2 separate regions of the Homo sapiens genome follow, and region 1 is linked to region 2. A link is a contact called in ENCODE Hi-C or POLR2A ChIA-PET data. All regions are on one chromosome and are shown on one strand. Each heading gives the region's core, a stretch centred on a gene start or an enhancer-like site at or near the end of the contact. The rest is flanking DNA. Distances are from core to core; before and after follow the strand shown. Region 1 overlaps PRKCH (protein kinase C eta). Region 2 has its middle 11 kb from the start of TMEM30B.

Region 1 (4,840 bases), core at 22-2,521, 170 kb after region 2:
GTCTCTTAAAAAAAAAAATCCTTTCTATTCCTAGAACTCTAGGGTAGTGTGAAGTAAGGGTTTTCACAGTTACACTAGGTAAGTTACTACCTGTCGGGTACTTCTCTAATTATGCTGTGCTTATTAACTTATCAAGTCCTCAAATGGCCCTATGAGGAACATATCCTTTATGTTCTATAGATGAGGAAACTGAAGCATTGGATGTTAAACAACTTGCCCAGGGCCACCGAGCTTATAAGGGAAGAAGCCGTCTGCACACCCCAGGCTCCAGATTCCACAGCCTCAACCACCAAACTCTCTTGTCTGTCGTCATATAGAAGGCTGTTCTGTTTTCTCAGTGTAGCCCCCTTAAAGATAAGCCACAGTAAACCACAGTGCTTTTGATATTAGGCAAATTAAACTTGAGTTCAATCGTATGTTACACTGAATCAAAGTTATATTCGCTGTGCATTTTACGCCAGTAATTCTGGAAACTAAAAAGTGCCATGCCAGAAATTTTCTCTGATTTAATTTGCTTACAATCATTTTAAAAATGAGGAGCTGTGATCCACGCTTTTGCCCCAGGTTGGAATATTTTAGAAGTACTTTCAAATATATATTTCTGCTGCTGGGATATAAAACCATAAATTCGAGCAGATAGAACAAAAGACCAAAGAGGATGATGTATTTACTGTTTTTGAGTTAAAGTTACAACAGTTTACAGAATCACAGCAACCGAGAATAGGAGTTCTCAGAGACATACTCCTCATCCACAGAAGCCTCACATGACCAACACAAGTTTCAGTCCAGTGCAACTTTTTGCAAATGAAAACTTACCCTGGGGTTGTTTGGTGACTCCTAGTCACATGTGCTTTCTAAAGTTCTCAAAACAAGCATGGGGTGACAGTCCAGTTTTATGAAATATAATTTTAGTTCAGAAGAGATGGGATTTTAGAATAGTTAATCTTCATTATATTTGACATAATTACTCTGCACCCTGTGGATGGGGTGGCTTTTCAAAACCCACTTCTGGTGAGGCAGACCAGGGCTCCAGGCCAGCACCCCTCTGGAGATTGGAATGTGAATTTCCGTGCTGGGACACAGAGCCAGCTTCCTATTTATTTAGAGCCATTGGGCACCTAAGGAGCCAAACAGAAGTTGTGATGCAAGTTTTGGCTGCAGAGCATGTTAGGGTTGCCTGACGTGTCTAACTAAAACATGATCTGAGAGATTTCTCAAAGCCCTGGTTGATTTAAGCACCATAGTATTCAATAGGGTTTTTTTTTAGTCCTTTTAACTCAGTCCTAAGTAAACAGGAGGCGGTGCAAACAATGAGGAAGTTCCCTCTGCATTCCGATGGTGAAGTGGGGTTGGAGTCTGTAGGCAAGTGAAGAGCGTGTGGGAGAGCTGTTTCCTTTTGCTCATGGCAGCAGTCTAGAACATGGTGACAGTGAAAGTCATTGGAAGCCATGGGGGCCCATTTTCTTTATGTGACCAAATGTCTTGCAAAGTCCCAGGTGTGTGTGTAGGTGCATGAGTGTGTATGTTTGTTTTCTAAACGAAGCACACGTGCAAAATAATGTAAAAGGGCAGAGTGAAGTTTGTCCATGTCCCTGTATGAAAGTGCATGGGAAGTGCCTGGGGCAGAAGTGAAAGAGACACGGCCCCAGGTCGTGAGAGAAGACATTGAGGTGCACTCCCGGCCTGCTGTGGGAACAGTGGGTTAGCATGTCACCGGTGCACTCCCAGGCTGCTGTGGCAACAGTGGGTTAGCATGTCACCCGGCTTTAGGATTTGGGGGAGTTTGCTCAGGCTCTGAGGCAGGTAGGTTAAGGCTAATTTAACTCTTAATGGTTGGAAGGAAAGAGGGAAGGGCCGTTTAGGAAGGTGAAAAGGCAGGAGTGAAGGTGGCAAGAAATGATTGGCATGCAGTTTTTTCCTAAATCCTCCTCTGGTTATAAGGAATCAACTGGAAAATTGCAGTGGCAATAGCTGTTAAGAAAAAAAATAGGATTCAGTTGATGAAATATTAAACATGCAAGTGGGCTGGTCTTTTAACCAATCTTTGTAGTATTAAGGGATTAAAAAGTTAATTCTTGGTAATTAGATCCCCAGGGAGAACTTAATTTGCATCTATACATGATAAGTGTTTACTATTAATAATTCAAGACAAGTTTTGCTTTGGCCGGTATTGAGCTGGGTCTCAGGCTGGTGATAACAGAGGCTGGATAGAGAGTGATACCATTAGCCTAATTTTGTCATCTGCAAGCAAAGGAATGTTAAAATCTGTTCACTTCGTGGTTTCTAAATGACTTCTAGAAGTATCATGAGTGGAAGAGGGCAGTGTAGTGTAGTAACTTTTGTTCTTCCGCAGTCCTTAGAACCTGTCAGGATTATTGGTTATGACACTGTTCCCACAGGGTGGACAACAGGGGCATTTTTATCTTCTTGAGACATATGGGAAACTTAAGAAGGAAAGTAACTAGGCTGTTTGCCAAAGATTACACCTACCTCCAAACAAAAACTGAGGCAGGTATAATTTTAACTGTGCTGGAATCTCTGAAGATGTTGGTGTCTTGGCCAAATTCATTTGGACTCTTTCTGCATTTCACTCTTTGAGATCTATTGTGTAGACTCTAATTTCTTTGACAGGTATTGTCACATTGGTCTCCACAAAAATTATTATTGAAAGCCAGGCATGGTGGCTCACGCCTGTAATCCCAGCACTTTGGGAGGCTGAGGCGGGTGGATCACAAGGTCAAGAGATCAAGACCATCCTGGCCAACATGGTGAAACCCTGTCTCTACTAAAAATACGAAAATTAGCTGGGCTTGGTGGTGTGCACCTGTAGTCCCAGCTGCTTGGGAGGCTGAGGCAGGAGAATAGCTTGAACCTGGGAGGTGGAGGTTGCAATGAGCTGAGAACACGCCACTGCACTCCAGCCTGGTGACAGAGTTAAACTCTATCCAAAAATAAAAATAAAAAATAAAAAATTATTATTGAAATAACTACATTTTTTTTCTTTTTTTTTTGGAGAGAAAGTCTTGCTCTGTTGCCCAGCTGAAGTGCAGAGGTGCAATCATGGCTCATTATAGCCTCAACCTCCTGGGCTCAAGTGATCCTCCCTAGTAGCTGAGACCACAGGTGCACACTTGGCTTTTTTTAAAATTTTTTTTGGTAGAGAAGGAGTTTCATTATGTTGCCAGACTGGTCTCCAATTCCTAGGCTCAAGTGATCTCCCACCTCAGCCTCCCAAATTTCTAGAATTAAAGATGTGAGCCACTGCACTTGCCCTAAATAACTACATTTTTTTGAATGCTGCGATGTGCCTAGCTTTGTGCTAAGCTCTTTGAATGTGTTACCTGATTCAGTCCTTGGGAAAACCCTAGGAAGAAGGGGCCACCTGATTTCTAGATGGGAACCCTGAGGCTTAGCAAGAAAAAGAGAGCCGGTGTGGTAGGGTCAGGACTGGAGCCCGGTTTATACTCCTACTGACAGGATGGGGATGCCTGTTTCACCTCACCCTTGTTAAAAAGGACACTTTAGCAATCCTTTTAAGTATTTGCCAGCTTAAGAGGTAAAAATGTGATTTAGCTTCTGGTTCTTATGCGTCCGTCTTGGGTAGCATTGGACATCTTGGCATGGTTATTGGCTGTTTGCACTTACAGTTTTAGGAATTGCCTCTTCACATCCTCTGCCCCATTTTTACTGGATTGTTCATACTTTTAAAAATTGATTTCTGTGTATTATAAATAGTAACCCTTTGTCATGTGTTACAAGTCCTCTTCTCCCTCAGTTTCTTTCTTTCAATTTTCTGCTTTGTATTTTTTTTTTTTTTTTTGCCAAATAGAACTTTAAATTTCTTAAATTGCAAATCTGTGAACTTTGGATGCCTTTAGAGTTTATTATCCCTTTAAAAAAATTTTTTTAAGAGATGGGGCCTCAGTATATTGTCCAGGTGGTCTTGAACTCCTGGACTCAAGCAGTCCTCCTGCCTCAGCCTCCCAAAGTGTTGGTATTACAGACATGAGCTACTGTACCCGGCCAAGTTTTATTATCCTTATCTTATCCTAGGAGTATAATATTTTTCTGTGTTTTCTTATTGTTCTATAATTTCCTTTGTAACAGGTATCTGAGATTATCTTTGAAATCTTCTGTCTCTTCCAGGGTTTAAAATTTTTTAGCAAATTATTATTTCATGGTTTCTTAAATTTCCTTTGTTTCAATGATTAAAGCATTATTGAGGAAATAAGCTATATTTTATTAATCACAAGTCTCTGCATACACTAGAAAAATTCTAGTATAATTATTTGGAAGACATAATGATGTAGTTTTCAGAGTCCTCAGATTAGAAGCCACTGTTTTAAAAGCGTGAGGTTAGAAAAGGAATTTTGCACCTATTCCAGGTTAATTTCTACCTATTCCAGGTTAACAGAGGTGATCCTGTACCAATGGGTTTTGGACAGAGCTCTCATAGTCTGTGCTGTGGGCGATTCCCTCATTTAGTTTGCGAGGATACCAGAATTAAAGGAAAATAATGAGAAATGCTTATAGCTCATAGATAGACGCGAGGTCACAGACAGCCAGACTGGAGCTAGGAGACCATGCTGATGTCACATACTGCCCTATCAGAACCCTGGGAAACCCTTGGTCTGTGCTACAAGAGATTGGCCCATGATAGCCAGTTATAACCAGGCAGTGGGCATCTCAGGGGTTTGCATAGGTCTAACCTTAAAAAGCCACATGACTGGGTGCGGTGACACACACTTGTAATCCCAGCACTTTGGGAGGCCAAGACACAAGGATCACCTGAACCTGGGAGTTGGAGACCAGCTCTGGCATCACAGTGAGACCTCCATCT
Region 2 (5,014 bases), core at 695-3,194:
ATGTACCACTAAGAAAAAAAATGCTGCCAATTAAAATATCACCTAACAATTTTTTACATTTTTTGCACTTTATCCTTATTAAAAGGGTGCTTTTATATTTGTTTAGATAGATTTTTCTTACGTATCATGCTTCTGCTGATATGAAAAGAAAAATATATTTAAAATAAACTAAGCTTTATTTTTGCTAAGATTTTCCTAAAATTCCTTCATGTTCAGAGTCCAACTCTTCGGAATCCCTTAAAGACAGAATCTTCAATGTCTATGTTATTGTACACAATGCAGTGTTTTGCCCCAAATATGACAGTACTGCACAATGACAGCTACATCCTGACCATTACCTGGCTGACAGTGAGTCTGTCTAAGTGCCAGCAATTGTAACATGCCATGGATTGTGAGAAGCCAAGACTTTGATATACATCCTGATTTTAGAAATGTTAAAATGTGGGGGGAAGTGCAGCTTAGAATGGAAGAAATATTTGTTTTGGTATTGAAGAATGGTACCAGCTTCACTTACACACAATTTTAAAATAGTTTACAAAAATTTATATTTCTGGCCGGGTGCGATGGCTCACACCTGTAATCCCAGCACTTTGGGGGGCTGAGGCAGGTGGATCACCTGAGATCAGGAGTTCGAGACCAGCCTGGCCAACTTGGTAAAACCCCGGCTCTACTAAAAACACAAAAGAATTAGGTGGGCATGGTGGTCCATGCCTGTAGTCCCAGCTACTTGGGAGACTGAGGCAGAAGAATCACTTGAACCCGGGAGGCGGAGGTTACAGAGAGCCGAGATCGTACCATTGCACTCCAACCTGGGTGACAGGGCAAGACGCTGCCCCCTGCCAAAAAATATATATATATTTCTTAGGTTCAATATCAACCTCAAAAAGTAGGCAAAGTTTAAATCATTCCCACCTAAAGCTTTTTGCTTTGATTGAATGACTGTTCCAGTACAAGCAATTCAAAGCAATTCATAGAATGCTAACTGGGCATACTTAATTTTGCTTCTGGAAAGACTCTGGAGGCTTTCTGCTCCAGAAAGAAGTGACTATTGTAAGTGTATCAGTCAGTCCATTAAGCTGTGAGTCAGTTTCATACAGTTCCTGGGAAAGGCATCTGCCAATATTTATTGGTCTTCCACTTAAAAAGAAAAATATAGTTTCAAATATAAAAAGACATATTCTTCCTATTTGGCAAAGACATTTGGTGAAAAGAAAAAAAGTGGCAGTCTTTTCCATTTTTTGTGCCTATGCTTATGACAAAGTAAATGACGTGTACTTTTCCAAAGTTAGAGCCAAAAATTTTTTCTTTATGACATAGTTGTAAAACTAACATATTTGTGAAAAAGTTTTTTTAGAGAAAAAAGAAATTTGTAGTAACCACTAGAATCATATTGCAGAAAATATTATTTGAATAAAAATTAATGATAAATTTTTTGATCACTTAATCATAATGTATAGAAAGTCACAAAATTGTCATAAAATTTATAAACATCCAAACTTTATTTACTCCCAGGAATTTTAATTAATTAATTAATTTTTATTTAAGTTTTAAGTTCAGGGGTACACGTGCAGGTTTGTTACATAGGTAAACTCACGTTATGGGGTTTGTTGTACAGATTATTTCATCACCCAATTATTAAGCCTAGTATCCATTGGCTATTTTTCCTGATCCTCTCCCTCCTCCCAACCTCCACCCTCTCATGGGCCCCAGGGTGCGTTGTTCCCCTCTATGCGTCCATGTGTTCTCATCCTTTAGCTTTCACTTATAAGTGAGAACATGCGGTATTTGGTTTTCTGAGGAGCTTTAATTTCTATAGCTACTATTTACATGCACATACACAATCCCCTAAGAGCAGATTTTTTTTGCTGTCGTTTGCATTAGACCCAAAGGTAATTAAATGCTGGTGATTCTGTCTATGTCCAGCGGAGGGCAGCAGTGCACATCTTTAGAACGGGATTCTCATTACAGATTGGACCGACAATCAACCTGAGAAATTGTACGCTGCGTTCCGTGTCGCTGCAGTCAGGCTCCGGCCACAGGTCCCGTCAGGGGCAGCGAGGCCACGGCGAGGTGACTTCAGGGGGCCAGGTGGCAGAGTTGAATCCTTTTCTCAGTTCTGTAGAACGACCTTCCCCAGTCCCCGGGTGTACAGCGCAGGAAAAATGCAAGACTCTATGACATGCAAAGGGGCTGGCACTGAGCCCACTGCTTGGCTGCTGAGTTTACCTTTGGTAGTAAATTTGAGGAAATGTGGCTAAAATGCTACTTATTCCCTTCCCAAGATTTCTGTCTTAGGGTTAATTTCTACTTAGATTGCATGGCCTCCCGCTTTCTGCTCTGATGAAAGACACTGAGGTTGGGCATGGTGGCTCACACCTGTAATCCCAGCACTTAGGGAGGCCAAGGCAGGAGGATCACTTGAGGCCAGGGGTTCGAGACCAGCTTGGCCAACATAATGAGACCCCTGTCTCCACAAACATTTTTTAAAAAGAAAAAAGACAATGAGGAGATGTCATGGCTTTGGTGCTATGAGTCTGTAATACAAAAGCCATCTCTCCACGCTAGCAGTGGCCAGGATTTTTCCTCCCTCATACAGTGTCTATACTCACCAAAATTCCAAGGGGACTTACCTGCAGGGGCTCCTGTGTTCTTTTGAACTTTCCACTAAAATGGAGTGCACTGGGCAGTAGTCCACCTAATGTCATTTTTGTTTTTCAACTTAAAGAAAACACATTTAAAAATTATCCAAATTTCTTAATGAGGTCGCAAATGCTTAGGAATGAATTATTCTAACCTTGTGCATTACTTGAGTCTATAGAAGCACTGGATGCAACACAGAAAAAAGTAGACTCTAAAGGTATCATGATGCAATGGCTCACACCTGTAATCCCAGCACGTAGTGAGACTGAGGAGGGAGGACTGCATAAACCCAGGAGTTGGAGGCCAGTGAGGCCCACATAGCAAGACCCTGTCTCTACAAAAAAATTTAAAAATTAGCTGGGTGTGATGGCATGTGCCTGTAGTTCATGCTAGTCAGGAGGCTGAGGTGGGAGGATCACTTGGGCCCAGGAGGTCAAGGCTGCCGTGAGCTGTGATTGCATCACCGCACTGCAGCCTGGGTGGCAGAGCAAGTCCCTGTCTCAAAAAACAAAAGCACAAACAAGTAAAGGTGTCATGAAAGTTTAAGTCTTAGACTCCCTGGCAACCTTTTCATCAGCGCAGAGTAAATTCTCCAGACTGTTATTATCAGTGCTGAAGAGTGTATACAATGTGTGCACAACTTAAGGAATAATAGCAAGATGGACACTAGTGTACCCACCTCCCACAGTATTACTAGTACTTTGATACACTGTTTGCCCTCCCTGCCGCCATTCACCCCCTCTCTCCCAGGGATAACCACTCTCCTAAATTGTTATCTTTTCTGTGTTTTTCATTATAGTATGAATTTCTCTCTATTCTGTTCCATTGGTCTACTTGCCTACCCTACACTAAAATCACCCTGTCCAAGTCACTGAAGCTTTCCAGTGAAGTCTTCAGTTCTGGTAGGTCAAGTGAAATCCCCCTCCACCTTCTCACGCCTTCAACTCCAGTTCTTTTTCAGGGCTGTCTTGACTATTCTTGTTCCTTCACAGATTTAGTCTTAACATTCATGATTAATCATTATTTGCATAAAAACTAAAAGAAAATTAGAGGATGAGAAGTTGACTCCTTTAGCGAGCCTCTCAGTCGGCCAACCTGGTTTGAATTCTGGCTCTCTATACTGCCTGTGCTGCCTTAGACTAGTTATTTAACCTCTCTGAACCTGGCTTCCTCATCTGTGAAATGCAGTTAATATTAGCACCTACTTCATAGGATTGTTGTGAGGAGTACAATGTGATAGGCAAAGCACTCAGAACATTGCCTGGAAAGTGCTCAACAAATGGCAGCTATTTGTTTTGTCACTGCTGACTTTGAATAGCCAGGGAGCTTCTGAAGTCACACTGCCCTCAGCTGGAAACCTGGCTGTCCCCAACCAGCTGCATAACACTGGACCACTTTCTTTCTCTCTTCAAACCTCTGTTTCTGAATTTGCATAATGGGGATAATATTAGGGTTGTTTAAAGATGACATGGGGCCGGGCGCGGTGGCTCACGCCTGTAATCCCAGCACTTTGGGAGGCCGAGGCGGGCGGATCACGAGGTCAGGAGATCGAGACCATCCTGGTTAACACGGTGAAACCCCGTCTCTACTAAAAAAAATACAAAATATTAGCCGGGCGTGGTGGCGGGCGCCTGTAGTCCCAGCTACTCGGGAGGCTGAGGCAGGAGAATGGCGTGAACCCGGGGGGCGGAGCTTGCAGTGAGCTGAGATTGCGCCACTGCACTCTGGCCTGGGCAAAACAGCGAGACTCGGTCTCCAAAAAAAAAAGATGACATGAGAAAAACCAAGGGAAATCACTTAGTGTGATGTCTGGTAAGTTGTATGTGCTCAACAGGATTTTAAGTAGATTTCTTTTTCTTTTCTTTTTTCTTTCTTTTTTTTTTTTTTTTTTTTTTTTTTTGAGACAGAGTCTTGGTTTGTTAACCAGGCTAGCATGCAGTGGCACGGTCTAGGCTCACTGCCATCTCCACCTCTCAGGTTCAAGCGATTCTCCTGCCTCAGCCTCCTGAGTAGCTGGGACTACAGGCACACGCCACCACGGCCGGCTAGGTTTTGTATTTTTAGTAGAGACGGGGTTTCACCATGTCGGCCAGGCTGGTCTCTATATCTCCTGACCTCAGGTGATCCACCTGCCTCGGCCTCCCAAAGTGCTGGGATTACAGGCGTGAGCCACCACGCCTGGCCCATAGATTTAATTTTTGAAGTGAATTGCATCTTAAGGCTAAAAATGGTCTGTACCCTTGCTTCTGAGTATCTACAAAAACACTTGCCTGGGAGTCATTGGAAAAGAATGCTGGCAGTAACAAAAAGTTTATAAAATCACCTCTTGTGATCTTGCAACTTTTCTTTGCTTTCAACTATCAGAGGTGCAGGG

The links. Hi-C counts contacts between places; a loop is a spot of excess contacts on that map. ChIA-PET counts read pairs that join two places held with the same protein, here RNA polymerase II (POLR2A). Pooled maps may share reads with other maps.
Region 1: a pooled map shows a loop between it and region 2 (3-fold over the local background). The contact joins two enhancer-like sites. A Hi-C loop is called at or near these places in 3 of 50 pooled maps. POLR2A ChIA-PET finds 5 or more read pairs at or near these places in 2 of 52 experiments (T-cell and naive thymus-derived CD4-positive, alpha-beta T cell).

Annotation. Positions count from the first base shown.
Region 1 is chr14:61,437,925-61,442,764 of GRCh38, forward strand. The region is part of intron 2 of PRKCH (protein kinase C eta); the gene reads left to right. Among named protein-coding and RNA genes, the nearest start is that of PRKCH-AS2, 110 kb to the right of the region's middle. RefSeq lists an enhancer at 1,349-1,718. Within about 2 kb of position 1,272, at least 21 of the 41 ENCODE cell types and tissues checked have a DNase peak (open chromatin) inside an H3K27ac peak, as active enhancers do.
Region 2 is chr14:61,267,832-61,272,845 of GRCh38, forward strand. It overlaps a transcript of PRKCH not described here. Among named protein-coding and RNA genes, the nearest start is that of TMEM30B, 11 kb to the right of the region's middle. RefSeq lists an enhancer at 2,080-2,579. Within about 2 kb of position 1,945, at least 3 of the 41 ENCODE cell types and tissues checked have a DNase peak (open chromatin) inside an H3K27ac peak, as active enhancers do.